Regions from separate parts of the Homo sapiens genome. Here regions 2 and 3 are each linked to region 1. The links are chromatin contacts, found by Hi-C in ENCODE. All regions are on one chromosome and are shown on one strand. Each heading gives the region's core, a stretch centred on a gene start or an enhancer-like site at or near the end of the contact. The rest is flanking DNA. Distances are from core to core; before and after follow the strand shown.

Evidence for each region. Hi-C counts contacts between places; a loop is a spot of excess contacts on that map. Pooled maps may share reads with other maps.
Region 2: a loop to region 1 is called in a pooled map, with 26 times the contacts of the local background. The contact joins the promoter of ZNF367 here to the promoter of CARD19 in region 1. A Hi-C loop is called at or near these places in 4 of 37 single-sample maps with no recorded cell type and 7 of 50 pooled maps.
Region 3: a map with no recorded cell type shows a loop between it and region 1 (10-fold over the local background). The contact joins the promoter of ANP32B here to the promoter of CARD19 in region 1. A Hi-C loop is called at or near these places in 2 of 37 single-sample maps with no recorded cell type and 5 of 50 pooled maps.

What each region holds. Positions count from the first base shown.
Region 1 is chr9:93,094,952-93,098,591 of GRCh38, reverse strand. It overlaps CARD19 (caspase recruitment domain family member 19), which reads right to left and starts at 2,375. Exons shown (of 6, transcript NM_032310.5): 1 at 2,240-2,375. The coding sequence starts at 2,246. LOC101927993 (a long non-coding RNA gene) reads left to right here and starts at 3,082. Exons shown (of 4, transcript NR_188444.1): 1 at 3,082-3,224; 2 at 3,578-3,640. RefSeq lists enhancers at 75-144, 3,338-3,387 and silencers at 2,018-2,127, 2,148-2,897, 2,918-3,227.
Region 2 is chr9:96,417,082-96,420,413 of GRCh38, reverse strand. It overlaps ZNF367 (zinc finger protein 367), which reads left to right and starts at 2,044. Exons shown (of 5, transcript NM_153695.4): 1 at 2,044-2,801. The coding sequence starts at 2,382. RefSeq lists enhancers at 1-179, 696-1,229, 1,230-1,763, 3,238-3,332 and silencers at 898-1,167, 1,428-2,087, 2,198-2,337, 2,638-2,877.
Region 3 is chr9:97,981,908-97,985,554 of GRCh38, reverse strand. ANP32B (acidic nuclear phosphoprotein 32 family member B) reads right to left here and starts at 2,214. Exons shown (of 7, transcript NM_006401.3): 1 at 1,946-2,214. The coding sequence starts at 1,999. The region is part of intron 2 of LOC124902226 (a long non-coding RNA gene); the gene reads left to right. LOC124902225 (a long non-coding RNA gene) reads right to left here and starts at 119. Exons shown (of 2, transcript XR_007061685.1): 1 at 34-119. RefSeq lists silencers at 885-1,114, 1,145-1,194, 1,205-1,404, 1,475-1,554, 1,745-1,834 and 2 more and an enhancer at 1,462-2,344.

The sequences.
Region 1 (3,640 bases), core at 1,126-3,625:
AACAAGTCCCTGAACTGTTTTTACAGGACAAAGGAAGATGGCTCGCTCTGGCACAGACCTGGCAAGCCTTCACCACGCCCTACATCCCCTTCCTTCTTGCCAGGCTGGCACCAGGACTATGGACCCCCATTCAAACACCCCAATATGAACCTTCTTATCAGCCCAGACTGATGCCCTCAGCCTGGCATTCAAGGCCCCGTGGGAGCTGGCCCCACCCACTCTCACCGGGCCCTCTAGGCCCACAAGACATCTCAGCCCAGGCTGAGAATACCTGTTCCTTGGTTTCCACCTGGTTAATTCATGTTCACCTTGCTGTTCTACGTGCAAAAGGCCTTCCTGAGTTCCTGTCATCCCCAACCAACTGGAGTCCAGACACTTGGGCATCAACCTCCTCTCCCGAATTTCTTCCAGGAAACCCCTTCTCTCAGTGCTCAGCCCAACTAAAACTGCTCACTCCCCGGCACAGCCCAGGGGGTAACTTGTCAAGCACCTGCCCCACGCAGACACCTCCTCAGCGTTCTGCAGGCACTGGCTCACATGCGCTGCTCACAGCGAGGGCTGGCGCAAGGCAGGACCCCAGTTGGTGCATGGAGGCAGTGAGCCTGGGACTATGGGTCTGCAGCCTCGCAGGGCTGTCCATATGACCCTCCCAGAGCTGTGCTCCATGGGCCTTGGTTCCCCATCCCAAAAACTAAGGGTTGTGAGGGAATGTCTCCAGGCCCAGTGAGTAGACATAGCAGGTAGGAAGCATACACTGGACAAGGTGAGGCCTATAGTCAGAGCCTTCAGGGACCCCTGCCTGATGTGGTTTCCCAGCTCCAGGGTCCCCTTATGCAAGGAAGCTTCCCTGACAGGCAGAAAGGGACAAAGTCCCTTTGTGCAGGAAGGCTCCTTAATGGACAGCAAGGCCTCAGGCTCTGCCAACACCCAGTCCCTGGGACAGGGCTCCCTGGAGACCAACACAGCTCTGAGTTGTGTCCCACGCATTCTGATGAACTCACTAAGGGAATTACGGAATCCCAGCCTGGGCAGGGCACAATTTAAGACTTTGTTTCCCCATCTGTACACAGACGAGATATTCCAGGTGTCCCCATCTGATCATTTTCAAACAGGAATCACCCAACACAGGGTCCAATGCACAGTAAGTGCTCAGAAATGAGAGCCACAAATAAGAAGAGTTAGAAGGGAGGACAAAGGGGAGCAGGTGGCAGCTGGGGTCTCTTGTGGCCTAGGCTGGAAGTCTCTTCTGGCCTGGTGTCCTGGAAGTCATCAGTTTCCAGCCCATGAGATCCTATTTGTGGGCAGGACCTAGGCTGAGACTCAAGAGAGCGAGCACCGAGAGAGGACTAGGGACTTCTGGGGCTACCCTGAGCCCCTGAGCCAATTCTGCTCCATGAAACAGAACAGTAAGAATGAAGTGTAGCTTCTGGGAACCCCCATACTCCCTGGCCGGGCTGCCATGGGGTCCCTTACCAGCCCATCACCCTCATGGGGCTTCTCCAACAGGGGAAGGTCCACAGGGCAGAGTCACCCTGTTTGGGATCAGGAGGATGGTGGGCAGGTCCCCAGACCAGAGAGGCCCTGGGGAGGAAGGCTGGGCTGGGGCCACTAGCGTGGAGCACAACAACCTTGGGGGGTCCAGTCGCTGTCCCCGATTCTCTTAGAACTAAACAGGGGCAAGAGCGTCGTGGACCACCGAAGGAGTCTGGGAGACTCCAAGAGTCCCACAGGAATCACATGCCGCCGAGGAACGCATCGCCTGTCCCGCGACCTCGCTGGGGTGGTTGTAAGGATGGAGCGTTGTTTCCGTGGCCAGAATCACAGCAGGACCGCTGTGAATTCTCTCCGGTGTCATTTCTACCACCTCCTACTCTTTCAGACCAAATTCCCCACCACGGGACACACACACATTGGCAGTGGCTGAGCCCAGACCGCGGCTGTGCAGCCCCACCCTGGAGCTGCCTTGTAGCCCCCGCCCTCTTCGGGCCCCGCACCTGGCCACCACCCATCATGCCCGGCACCGCCTCGGCTGGCACGGCCCCGCCGGGTAGAAGCCCCGGGACACCCACCACTTCGCGGGGGTGCACTCGCGCACCACCGACAGCTGACGGGCCAAGGTCACTCGGCCCCCGCTGCCCAGGCGCGGCCTGCAGGCGACTCGCAAGGCAGCCGGACCCCCGGGCCGGGCCACCCATCCAGGGCGCCCGCATCCCTGCCGCCCAGCCGACCCCGTGCCCACCTGTCATGGCGACGGACACAGCGCCGCCCGCAGTCCCCAGCGGTCTGCCCCGCCGCGCGTCCGCCCCTCGGTCAGCCGCCCGGTCCACCAGCTCCAGCGAACGCCGCCCGCGGGCCGTGCTCGCCCGCCCCTTTTGGCTAGGCCAGCCCCCCGGCTTTGGCTGTGTAGCCTCGGGGACTCTAAACCCCGCCCTTTGACGAGCCCCGCCCCCTACCGTTAGGCCCCGCCCCTTCCGCGCCCGCTACGGCTCCCCCAGGGCTCTAAACTCCGCCCCTCTCACTCGAGTCCCGCCCCCTTGCCGTCCTGGGATAGGCCGCTGCGAGGATCCTGGAGCCTTGCCCCTCACTCGAGCCCCGCCCCCTCCGGCGTCGGCTTCCGCCTCTCCCGGAGTTCTGAGCCCCGCCCTGCACCTGAACCCCGCCCCCTCCGACGACGGCTTCCGAGCCTCAAGGAACCCCCCACCGGGCCCCGCCCCTTACTCGAGCCCCGCCCCCCTCCGTCGTCGGCCTCCGCGCCTCCAGGGGCCCTGAGCCCCGCCCCTTCCTGCTCTGCCATGCGACTGCGGGCGTGGGCGGGCGACTGCGGGCGTGGGCGGGCGCCACCGGACTCCCGCCCCTCCCAGCGTCAGTTAAGACGCCGCGAGGGGCCCAGAGTCCCTCCCCTCGCTGGGCCCCGGTCCCGCCGGCGTCTATAACGCCGTCGCAGCGGCCTTTAACCCCGCCTCTCACTCGAGCCCTGCCCGCGTCCAAGTCCCGCCCTCAAGGCGGCCTCAGCTACGACCGCCGCGCGCCTCCCTGGAGGCGCCCGCTCCTGCCCGGAGCCCTGCCCGTCTTGGGCCCGCCCTTCCGGGCCCTGCCGCGTTGAGTGGCGGAGTCGGGATCCAGGTGGCCCGCCGGCCGGCTCAGTCCACCTCCCCGCTCCCGGCCTCGCGCCCCACCCCTTGGATGAGAAAACTGAAACTGAGAGGGGACGTGACTGATCCAACGTCATACAGAAAGTCAGGCCCTGGGGAGTACAGGGCCAGGCCTGGGGCAAAAGGCCGGTGGGCGTCCAGTACGCCACAGGGACCAGCCAAAGGAGGCAGTGCCCAGTGATGCTTTCCCAAATCCAGGGGAGAAGGACTCAACGGTGTGACCTCGCTCGGCGGGGTGGGGGGGGGACACCTTCTTGGGGGACCCCAGTCCCCCACCTTCAAAAGAAGACACTAGCTTGACAGTGTGACCCGAACTAGAGAGGTCACTTAACCTGCCTGAGCCTCAGTTTCCTGGACTGTAAAATGAGTGACCTTGGGCCAACTCCACTTCCCTCCCGCTTTCCTTCCTGCTTTCCCTCTCGTAGGCCTGGCATTTCCAGCTCCGGAGCCCGCCACAAGAAGCTCCTAGCCCCACATGATGTGAATGC
Region 2 (3,332 bases), core at 795-3,294, 3.3 Mb before region 1:
TCCAACTGATTCAGAAAAATATGTTTTTTGGTATTAAACTGTAAAAACAAAATGTATGTTTACTAAATTAGGTGAAAGTAGGGCTGAACTTTCAACTTTCTAGATCAACCATTACAATATGAAATTTGCCCCTAAACCCTGAAAGTTTTGGAATATGAGAAACGGGACCGAGAAATGTGTGAGTCCCATTTTTCAGCCTTTTCCTCCTTTTGCTCAGCAGACACTGAATATAATCCACAGGCAGTACAGACTTATTCTTCCAAAGGATTTATTATGTAATCTTGTACAAGCCTCAACTTTTCTCATTTATAAAATGGGAAAAATATCTTCCTTACCCAATTGTTGAGTGAACTGTGAAACATCCATATGTATTATTGTGTATCAGTACATATATGCTATTTTTGTAGTAGGCCTCCAGAAAATGGAGGCTATATACTGTTTCATTTCTTAAAAGGATACTTTCACTTGGTTCAAAGTTCAAAAGATAGTTATATATTGTATTTCTTGAAATCTTTTCACTTCTGTTCCCAGCCACACAATTTCCCTCCATGATCCATGTTTCTTTTGCATCTTGCCAGATATTTTATGTACGTCTAAAAGTAAAAACGTATTTTCCCCACTTTAACAATTTTACATAAAATCACACTATTGCTTGTTTTGCCTTTTAAAATAAAAATACATTTTTGAAATTGTTCATATCAGTACAGTTTCCTTTATTTGTTTTTAAACAATTGTGGCTTAATTTAGTCATAGCTGTGCATTTGTGTGTCTTTCACAGAGAGAAAAGCTATTCAGCTTAGTTATCTGTTATTATACAGTCGTGTTCTAACTTAATTACCAATCCTAACCCTTAACCAATGGATATTCATTCATCCATTCAGCAAATATTTATTGAGCCCCTACCGCGAATCAGGCGGTGCCTGGGAATCTGTATTCCCAAGAACAAAACGCAGCTCCCCAGGCCACATCTAGCGGGTAGGAAGCCGGGCAACCCCTCCGCCCGGTCCTTCCTCTGCAGCCTGCGAGCCCCACCCGGGCCGCGGTCGGCGCCAGCCAGGCGGGGCTGGGGCGGGGCGGGCAGAGGACGTTGGGGCTCCGCGCGTCCCGGCGCGAGTACTAGGACGCGGCCGGGGCAGGTGGGGGCCGAGCAAAGTAGGGCGCTGCCCCGACTCCCGGAGCAGCCGCTCGGTAGAGCGGGGTCGCCGGGGTGGGGAGATCCCCGAGGCAACTTCGGGGCATCAGTCCAGGGTGAGAGTGTCTACTCTCGCCCGGCTCTTGTGGCCTCCGCGCCGCGAGCGGCCCGCAGGGACTTCGGAGGCCACTTCCTGGACTCTCCCCTTTCCACAGATGGGGAACCGGAGGCCCACAATCGGCCCGGAGGAGTCAGGGCGGTGCTGACAGGGCTGGTTCACAGAGCGTGCAACAGCTGAGCAGACGGAACTCGATTAAGAAACCAGGCACGCCGGGTGCCCATCAGGACCTCGGGCAGCAGAGACTCCAGCCGCCGGGCGGGTGGTGGGACCGAGGGCGGGGCGGGCGGCGGGGCCCCAGCCCTTTAAACTCCCTGCGCGCGGGAACCGCGGCCCAACAACCAACGGCGGGCGGGGCCGAGCGGGGCGCGCGCCTCCACCGCCCAACGATCACCACCCCCCCCGACCCCGCCCCGCCGCTGTCCAATCAGCCGCCCTCTTGCCGCCCTCCCCGCCGCCCTTGTCTCCCTGGCCCGGACTAACCACGCGGAGGGACGGCGGGGCGGGGCGGCAGGCGGGTGTGTCCGGGCGAGTGGAGACGCCGCGCGCTCCACTGGAGTTTCGAACGCTGTTGGCCCTCCAGACAGAAAAAAATATAAGAGCGGCGGCCAATGGCGAGGTGGGAAGGACCCGCGCGCAGACCCGGCCCCGCCCCGGCCGGCTGGAAAGAAGGCCAGGCCTGGCCATTGGCTCGCGCCGCCTGTCACTCGCCGGTGCGGCCAGCGGGCAGCGGCCTCGCGGTGACTGGTTCCGCCCAGGCGCGAAATGTAACGCGGGAAAAGCCGGGGCAGGCACCGCGGCGGCAGGTTGTTATTTTTGGGGGCTCAGCGCCGCGCGTCCTGCTTTCCTGTCACCGCAAGGGCCGGGCCGCCCGCTGCTTCCCACCCCTGCAGCCTGCGCTGCGGAGTACAAAGAGCGGAGGGCGCGCTTGACCTGGGGCTGGGGTCCAGCCCTGCCCGCCGGTGCCGTCTGCTCAACTAGTTAGGTGGCTGCTGCGCAGGATTCCGGGAAACGTCAGTCTGCCATGAGCCGGCAGGACTGAGCCTGCGACTCGGAGCAGAGCGAGTGAGGGGCAGAGCGGTGCTCAGGAGTGCGGCCCGGGGCCGCCGGAGCTGGGGGTCGGGCCGGGCGATGATCCGGGGCTTCGAGGCGCCCATGGCGGAGAACCCGCCGCCGCCGCCGCCGCCCGTCATCTTCTGCCACGACTCCCCGAAGCGGGTGCTGGTGTCGGTCATCAGGACGACCCCGATCAAGCCAACGTGCGGCGGTGGAGGGGAGCCGGAGCCGCCGCCGCCGCTCATCCCCACCAGCCCCGGCTTCAGCGACTTCATGGTGTACCCGTGGCGCTGGGGCGAGAACGCACACAACGTGACGCTCAGCCCTGGGGCCGCGGGGGCCGCCGCCTCGGCCGCCCTGCCTGCAGCCGCAGCCGCCGAGCACTCGGGGCTTCGTGGCCGGGGCGCGCCCCCGCCCGCCGCCTCGGCCTCCGCCGCCGCCTCGGGAGGTGAGGACGAGGAGGAAGCGAGCAGCCCAGACAGCGGCCACCTCAAGGTGAGCGGCGCGGGCGGGCGGGCGGGCGGGACGTGGGGCAGCCGGGGCCCGTTAACGGTGCGGCGGGCGGGGCGGAGTTGAAAACGCGAGGTCGATCCGGCTACGGCGGGGGCTGCGGCTGACAGGATGCTGACGTCACTGCCGCGCGCCAAAAACCGGCCCCAGTCGGGGGGGGCCTGTCACGTGACAGGCGGGAGCGGCGCGGGAGACCGTCCTTGCGGCAGGTGCAGTGGGCGGGAGCGCGGCCCGGGGTCGCTGGGGAGGCCGGGTCAACGGCCACTGACATCCTCCCGGCGGGCTGCCGAGTCCTCAGTTCCGAGAGGAAACGAGAGGGATGAGGGCCTTGAGTTGTTCCACCGACTGCGAGAGGGCAGGGAGCGCACAGTGTTTGCTCCATTACTGCAGATCGCCCTCGCCCTGTTAAAAGATGCCCTGCAGAGACAGCCGAAGAGCAAGAAAGGACTTCTGGGCCTGTTCTGCGGCTGAAGTTGTGCCTTCGCTGCCTTTCATTTATCCAGCATACTACTTGCT
Region 3 (3,647 bases), core at 965-3,464, 4.9 Mb before region 1:
TTACGCCGCAATGGAAAAGTCTGGAATAAACACCTTCTCAAGCCAAGAAAGCCTCTCAAGTTTTGAGGCGCGAGCTGGGCGATAGGCTAGCACGTGGCGGGCACAAAATGTCTGACGGAAGGTCGGAAGAACGCACGCCCGCGACCCTCCATCTCGCAACCCCCGGAGCGGCCCACCCTCGCGGGCCCTCCGGGAAGGACAGCGCCGTGCGGTGGAGCCCGGCCCGCCCCGCGTTAGTGGTGACCTCAAAGACTAGAGAGCAAGGATTTAAAATGTCGAGCACACCAGGTAAACCCTGGTCGACGAATTCCCACAAGTTCGCGACTTGTTAACCACAGCCACCTGAGGGCACGAAACCTGGCCGCTCGCTTAGCCCAGAGCGGGTCGGGAGGCCCCGCGGGGCCGCCCTCCGCGGGAAAGCCACTGGCCCGCTGGGGCACCCGGCCGCGGCGCTAACTGGCCCGCGCCGGTCCGCGGCGGGGGGGGGGCTCGCGACGGCGGGCAGCCGCGCTAAACCCGGGAGACGAATGGGGCAATTCCCACAGGTCGGACCCACGCCCACGCAGCCGCGCCGCAAGAGGGCCGCCCTCAGGCCCCTACAGCCCGCAAGGCGCGCGGCCGACCGCACCAGGCCGCTCTCAAGCACGTGGGAGGCCAGAGGCCGCCCGGCCCACGAGCCGAGCCGAAGCCCGCCCAAAATCCCGCGCGCCCGGCGCGGGGCGGGGGCGGCCGCCTGCCGTTGCCCTTTTAAGAAGGGGGAGGGGGTCGGCAGCGCGCCCGCGACGGGATGAGTCGGCGGCGGCCGCGGCGCGCGGCTCCCGCCAGTGGGAGCCAAGCCCCGGCGGGGCGGGGGGAAACAGACCGAGGGCTCGGCGCGGGAAGAGGCGGCCGCCAGCCAGCGCCGAGGGCGGGCGGGCAAGGCCAAGCTCGTGGGCCGGCTCACCAGGCGCAGGGAGACGGGCACCCGCCAACATGGCGCTGCGGCGGCCTGTGGCGCGCCCCGGCTGGCGTGAAGAGCCGCCGCCCGCCCACACGGAGGGGCCAGCCTCCCGGGGCAAGGGCAGGGGCCCCGGGCGCCGCCGCCGCGGCACAGGGGGAAGGGCGAGGCCGTCGCCACAACGGTTGGCCTTGGTCGACCCGGGCTGCCCCTGGGAGGCAGGAGTGGGCAAGGCCGAGGGCGAAGAGGGAGCGAGAGAACGGGGGAGAAAGTTTTATTTTTGGGCTTGAAAAATGGCGGGAACCACGTCCTTTTTTCAAACTTGGCCTCGGGAGGGGCGGCGGTTGCGCCACCTCCGCCGCCCTGGCCCGCCCCTCCCCCGCTCCGCGCGCCGGGCCGCGCCCGCCCAGGCCTCCAGGCGCCCGAGGGGGCTTCTCGCTCCCTTCAAAAGAAAAAAGCCCCCTCCTCGCCCCACGACTGCTGACCTCGGCCGGGCCGGCGCCCACGGCGAGCTCCGGCCACAAGAGCCCCCGTCCCGCCCCACCCGCGCCCCTTCCCCGGCCGGCCCGGGGCGCGCGGAGCCCGGCCTGGCCCAGGCGGGGATGGCCGCGCAGCTCCTCGGCAGGCCGGGCCTCCGCCCGGCCGCGCATCCCGGGAGGCTGCAAACATGGCTCCCAGCGTTACACAACCCCCGCCTCCCTCTCTCGCCGCCGGCCACTTGCACACGCGCTCCCTCAGGGGAAAGACCCCGGCGGGCGAAGCGCTCAAAGTTTGCTTTCCCCCACACCGCTGCCTCCCCCCGGCCGCCCCAGGGGCCCGCGGGCGGCAAAGAGTTAATCCTCGCGCGCTCGCTCCCCCCTCCGCGCCCGCCCGCCTTCCCCGTCCGAGCCCACGAGCTGCGCTCTTCCCCGCGCCGGGGCCGGCGAACCCTCAGCCCGGGCCCCGCAGGTGGCCACCATTACATGCAAGTCATCGGGGGAGAGGGCACCCAGAGGGGTCTCTGCTTACAGCTGCCGGGGTCCGGTTCCTCAGCTCCAGGTGGATCCTCCTCTTCATGTCCATGTTCCCCTCTTCCCCCCTCTTCAAACTTAACTTTCCGCGGCGGGGGCGGAGGGGGGAGAGGCGTCCCGGCTTGCGCAGCGAGGGCCGTCGGAAGGGTTTGCTAGCGGCGGAGGCCGGCGGCGCGGTCCTGGGTGGCGGGCGGCGTGCGGGCAGGCGAGCGGAGCCCCCGGAGCCAAGTTACTCACGGGAGCGGAGAGAAACCATGGAGGGAAAAGGGGGCTGGAGCGCAGCGCTGGGCTCACTACCGCCGCCCCCGGCCGCGGCCTGCACTGCGCTTAAACCGGCGACGCGGCGCGGCAGCTGCTCGGCTCCACTCGGCCCCGCGCGGCGCTGCTCGGCTCGGCGGCCGCGGCTGCACCAAGGCGGGGCGGGGAGACTCGCGGCGGGCGGGGCGGAGGCTGGGGAAAGGCGCAGCCCGAATAGAGGAGCGACTTCCTCCCTCTCTCCGATTGCACGTGGGGCGGCTGATGTAAGACCTTTCTCGTGGGTGGGGGGGCTTCCCCGCCCCCCGGCCCCCGCCGCGCTGAGACTCCTTCTACCTCCGGCCCCACGTCGTCGCGCCCGGAGCTGGGCTTGCGGCCCGGGCTGGGAGGTTCGCGGGAAGGGTTGGTGGGAAGCTTTGCAGTCCGGCTGCGGGGGTCCCTAAAACCCAGTCCATCCGGGGAGGCTCACGGGGGCGGCCCGACGCCCGCGGAGGCGCGAGATGTGAAGAAGCCGGGGACAGGCTTTGACGTTCACCTTTTGCCTGCCACACAGTCTGGGGCCAACAGGCCGAACCCCGCTGCCTCCTTGGCAGACTGGCGTCCGTAGTGCCGCCGAGGATCCCCCCCGTCGGGACGGAATCGCGGCCGACCGGCCCTGGCAGGGCAGCTGGGGTCGCTTGCTAAGCCACAGAGCAGCCGAGCATCCCCACCCTGTTCAGGAGAGTCTCCCTCGGTTTTCTAACATTTTAATAGGAGCTAGAGAAGGAAACGATTAGCATTTCTAATAGGGCCTCAGGGTTTCCCCGCAGACTTTTTTTTTTAATCTCATTTATTCCTTAGGGCACCCCTGTGAAGTGTGTAAATTCTTGGTGGTCTAAGTTTCGCTGAAACCTGGCAGGCAGCCTTTGTCATGGTCTGGCCCAAAGGGTCCCAGGGGTTAGAGCACCAGATCGGGATGAGTGTTGTGCTTTGCAGAACACCGGGGAATGACGTTATATTCAGCGTACAATAAGTAAATACATAATGTGTCAAATCAAATACAATCTAAGAAGATCGTACTGACAAGAAGCACCAAAAACTAAGAACAATTTGTTAAAGAAAAACTTGAAATTCTATGTATTAACATGAAGTTTTATGGAAGTTAAGAAAGTGCCCCCTTTCCTATTTTACCTAAGTTTTAGTGGCAAACAACCCAAATTTAGTTGTAAACCAATTATATATCAGCTTTTAAAATACTGAGTGAGTTAACATTTGAAGATGAAAGTTTTAGAAGGAATATGGGAAAAGAAAAACTTTCTGGTAGTAGTTCCCTGACTCCGTTTGTAGTCTCAGCAGACGTCTTTATGACAAGGGAAAATGGAGACAGATGTTCTCAGGGTTACAAAAGGTCTGTAACTAAGGTTATGAGAACCACAGGGCTATGCAATGAGGGCTTTTACCAAACA